Regions from separate parts of the Homo sapiens genome. Here region 2 is linked to region 1. The links are chromatin loops, found by intact Hi-C in ENCODE. Cell type or tissue: PC-3. All regions are shown on one strand.

What was found. Hi-C counts contacts between places; a loop is a spot of excess contacts. Peaks named below come from ENCODE experiments on the same cell type or tissue, not always from the same donor. Only the 100,000 strongest peaks of a DNase experiment are listed, where the experiment ranks them.
Region 2: a loop joins it to region 1, with 4 times the contacts of the local background. A loop is called at or near these places in 33 of 110 quality-filtered maps.

What each region holds. Positions count from the first base shown.
Region 1 is chr3:112,530,354-112,532,853 of GRCh38, reverse strand. ATG3 (autophagy related 3) reads left to right here. Exons shown (of 12, transcript NM_022488.5): 12 at 74-344. The coding sequence ends at 155. Among named protein-coding and RNA genes, the nearest start is that of ATG3, 30 kb to the left of the region's middle. In PC-3, CTCF peaks have their summits at 1,130 and 1,329 (motif pointing right); a DNase peak (open chromatin) is centred at 2,053; H3K4me3 peaks cover 578 bases; H3K27ac peaks cover 1,088 bases.
Region 2 is chr3:112,136,102-112,138,601 of GRCh38, reverse strand. It overlaps a transcript of C3orf52 not described here. Among named protein-coding and RNA genes, the nearest start is that of TBILA, 3.9 kb to the right of the region's middle. RefSeq lists enhancers at 996-1,514, 1,515-2,034. In PC-3, a CTCF peak has its summit at 1,323 (motif pointing left); a DNase peak (open chromatin) is centred at 1,301.

The DNA.
Region 1 (2,500 bases):
TGGATAATTACAACATGGGCTTAAAACATAGAACTATTTACAAATCTTATTTTCCTTAGCTAAAAACCTTTAGGTATCTTCTTATTTTCTTGAAATTTGTACAAGCTGTCATTCCAACAATAGAATATGACTACACAAGACACTTCACAATGTAATGAAGAGAGCATAAAATCTATCCTAATTATTGGTTCTGATTTTTAAAGAATTAACCCATAGATGTGACCATTGACCATATTCATCAATATATACAGTTTCTCTAATAAGGGACTTATATGTTTATGCATTAAATAAAAATATGTTCCACTACCAGCCTTACTTGTTTAATAAAAATCAGTGCAAAGAGAGTTTTTCTTGTGTCTTATTAAAAGGTTATGATTTGATTTCCCCTAAGTAACAATAAGTGAAGACATCTGTCTTATATAGAATGATGACAGATTATTTTTGGTTTACATTTATGAGGAAGGTATTAAGTGTGTAATAGTCTCAAAACTAGGATTAGAAAATACTGTGTGCTAGTTTTCTCTCACCTTTTCCTGTTCTGCTAATAGTTAATATTTATGAAGCGCTTACTGTGTGCCATGAACTCTTTAAGTACTATTGTTTCCTAATTGTAGTGTTAAGTTGATATTGATATCACCAAAATTATTTTTTATTAAGGATTCGGGAATATTTATTGTGGTTGCCTGGTAGAATACTAGAATTTAAAGGGATAATAAGTTTATTCTGTCATGTCAGTTTATAGATCTTGGTATAGGAGTTTAGAAAGGCAAGTTTTCTGCTCTAGGATGCATACTGCAAGCCAAGGAGGAAAACCTAAGCCCTTTATTCCCTTTATACCACTACATGCTTCATCTTTGTTCTTTCAGTAGTCTGCACAAAGTGGAATGGCTAATCTTGTCCATAGTTTTGTTTTATTTTCTCCTCATCATTTAAGAATACCCTCCTTGCTTTCTTTATTTTCCTCCCTTTTCCAATCAATTATTGTATTGCAAGAAAATCTCCATAATGAAGATAATGATTTGGAGGTATTGTGTGTTTGATATGGTATAATATGGAGATAATAAACATGGACATCATCCTCTAATATACTTGAAAATATTCTGCTTGCTCATGTAGCCAGAAAGCTGCTCCCCTTTCTTAAATTGATGTTTTAAACCGATTTTACTGGAATGTTTTATTTTTGAGTATCTTTAAGTTACATGATCTCAAATATTAAATGTTATCACATTGTCAGCATTTTTCTCCCAGTTGTTTTATTTGTCAAAAGTATAGGCATCTTCAGTCCCTCAATTCATTTGTTGTTAAGTGGTCATATTTATCTCAGTCACCACTAGGTGGCATAAATAATTTTTTGGTCAAACCTTTTAAATTTCAGGATCTTTTTTACAACTGAAATATTTGTATGGTTATCCAGTGTATAAACAAAAGCTGGTATGTTGATGGTATAAATGTGTTTTTATGAGTTCAGATTTATAGCACTCATTGAAAACTGAGTTTTGATGAACAATAGATTTGTTTGGAAAAGCTTGAAATTCAGATTATGGATAATCTTACAAATTTTCACTTCGAGTTTATTTCTAATTTTAGTTTTATAGTCTTTTAAAACATCTGATTTACATACATAATAAATGGTATTAACTTTTTTAACTTTTAATTTTAAAATAATTTTATAAAGATTTATAGAACCGTTCCAAAGGTAGCACAAGAGTCCTGTATACTCCTCAGCTTTCTGTATGTTAATATTTTACTAAAAAATTAACACTGATTCTATCAACTACAGATTTTATTCACATTTCCTCAGTTTTCCCACTATTTTTTTTTCTATTTCATAATCTAAACTACGATACTATATTGCATTTAGTTGTCATATCTCTTTGTCTCTTCTAATCTGTGACAGTTTCTCTGTGTAAAGTCTTTCATGACTTTGATACTTTTGAAGAGTAATGGTCAGAAATTGTGTACAGTGCTCCTGAACTTACATTTGTTTGTTCGTTGTTTCCTCATTATTAGCCTGAGGTTATGAATTTTGGGGAAGCATACCACAGAAGTTACGTGTCTTTCCCTTTGTGTTATGCCTTTCTCATTGCATTTAGTACTACTAAGTCTGTAGTACTTAGTTAAGGTGGTGTCTGCTAGGTTTCTCTACTCTATATAGTTAATATTTATTCCTTTCCATTGTTAGAAGTGAGTCACTAAGTCTATAGAAGTTTGTAGCCACAAGGGAAAAGAATTAATCTTTGCTTTCTGGAGAAACCGAGAAACTGCCACAGCAGTAATCAGTAAATTTTGGGAGAGATATTTTGAGGTAATAAAAATATCCAGTTTCTCATTAAATTTCATTTAGTAATTTTAGCATTCATCAATGAATCTTGCCTGAAACAATTATTATTGTAGTGTTCTACTGATGTGCCTATTCTTTTGCTTATATCACCCCCCCCGCCTTTTTTTTTTGGAGACAGAATCTTGCTCTGTCACCCAGGCTGGAGTGCAGCGACGCGAT
Region 2 (2,500 bases), 390 kb after region 1:
AATATTTTTTATATGGAATAGCAGCAATTAATAGTTACAGTTTTCAAACACACAACTATCTGACATTAGCTAGGACCACTAATCAGCTCATATTCTGTATCACAAAGTATATAGGTAGAAAGTTCTATTCAGGAAGATTCCTCAGTACTCTCTCACCATGCAGCCTTTGCCCTCTTTTAAAGGGAAGCAGAATAGGGAAGTCTTAACTAAGCTATTTGACTCCTGGTTCTGTAAGAAATCTTAAATAAACCACTTCTTTTCCCAAAATAAAATGCCCCAAAATAATTTTCTTTCTGTATAATTAGTTCTCCTAATTCCCTTCCCTCATTTCACCATTGCCAGAAAGTGACTGGGCTTGGGCTAGGGCTAGGGCTAGAATTATCCCATCTAGGCCTTTGAAACTGCAGGAGTATCTAGAATCACTCTTATCACTCACTCTTACCCTAAAGGTCTCTAACGTGCCTTGTGCTGAGGCCAGCCCAGATTGTGAAAACTGCGTAAGAACTGGGAAGCCTTGACACACTACATGCAAATATACTGCTCCTTATTGACACATTGGAGTGATGTAGACCAGGTTTCAAAGTCAAGCTAAGACGTCTTTCTATGAGTACTTATTAAATAGGACAACAAATAGATATATCCACACCCCGTTTGAACTTATATCTTAGCTCTGTCACTTCCTATTGGGATATCCTTGAGCAAGTCACTTGAGCCTGGTGTTCTCATCTACAACAAAGAGGAAATGGTATTTATTCCACAGAATTCTTACATGAAGAAATTAGAAATTGTATCTAAAGCATTTAACAGAATTACTGGATTATTAGAAAGCTCTCAACAAATACTTATTGTAATTATACTTTTCTATGATCTTCAAAGGATATAGCAAAACAGTCATTGGTCATTAATTCTTTACAGCAATGCCAAAGGATAGGAAAGTAAATTTAAAGATCTCAACCCAAACGTTCTCTGATTTCCCTATCATCTGCTTACAAATATCCAGGCTTTTATTTCCAATTCAACACATACGGTTTCTTACATGTGTTAGAAATGTAGTTTCTTACACGTGTTAGGCACTGGAGTTAAACACTGAGAAGAATAAAGAGTGAATCTATGATTCAAAGATTTGTTATCTGGGCTTCTTTGTGTGGGGGTGTGTTGCTCTACTCATTTACGGAGAGGAGATATATTATTTATAGTCCAGAGTCAGTTTTACAGCAGTAAATCTATTATAAATATCCTGCTCTTTCATGCTACTTTACACAAGTGATTGATAGCTAACACTTCCACAGCTCAGCTTCTCCATCTAGCGGCCTGAGTAAAACAGAAGCTTGAAAGCAATTCCTAACCTTCCCCTAAATTACAATGGGCAGATTGATTTCCAACTCACCCTACCATGGCTCTCTGGACTCAAAGACTCTTTTAGACAATAGTGGAACTAATTAAGCCACACATGGAGCAGCATCCAGGCTGTGTCTGCTCAGGCTGCCCCAACTAGGGTCTAGGATCTGTTCATTCATACTGGTGGGAAGTCAACAATAGCCCTACTCACTGGCTAAGCACCCTGTCCATGTGGTCTCTCTTTCACAATGCTAAGACATTCTGGTCCCCTGCTGCTAGCCTCTAGGTAGTGCAAAATGTGCTGAGGCCACTGAGGAAGGGGCACTTTTAGGTTAGATTGATTGTTTTTCTTTTTTTCTGAAGGTAATAGGGAAGAGAGAGGTTAGTTATAATAGTATACCAAGATTCCTTCCGACTCCCACACATACATACCTCTTTTTCTCGTACACAAAATGGCAGACCACTGGTTGTCATCCCAGATTTTCCATACACAAGGAAGAAGCATTCAATAATTTGGAACACATACTCTATTTTTTATTGTAATTATCCAGCCTGGGAAAGGAAATGGTTTTGAAAGAGGAGAATAGGAGAAACAGACAAGGGTACCCCCAGGTTTCTTAGATCTATATGCTGTGGAAACCTGATTTTCAATATAAGCTTTGTTAAGAATATTCTTTTTTACTTCAATGCTTCATTTAATTTATTGATGGGAGGGTTTTCCTGAATTTCAAATATTTACAGAATAAGAAAATTTACCACCCTAACATCTTTCCTAGAGTCAATTACATGAGGGATTCATGAAAAAAATTAATGGAGCTACTATTGGGGAAATAGAATTAAAAGCAAAATCTCCTGCTATTTCAGAAAACCTCACCACAAAAATAGAAGAGAAAGAAAACACTTTTATTTCTGAATATTCAACCAGAATGTAATGCACACCACAGGCAATCCCCTAAAGAGATTACTAAAACAGAAAGAAATCTTCCCCTTTTATATGCCAAGAAGATATCCTCCACTGCACACATTTTCTCAAGACAAACAATGACTAGTATTCACATAAGAGGACTTGACAGCACCATTTGTCACATAGCGTTTATCTGAAATTATTTTTGTAATATATTTGCTAATTGCCCTTAAAAACTAATTTCTCATTTCTTTTTGG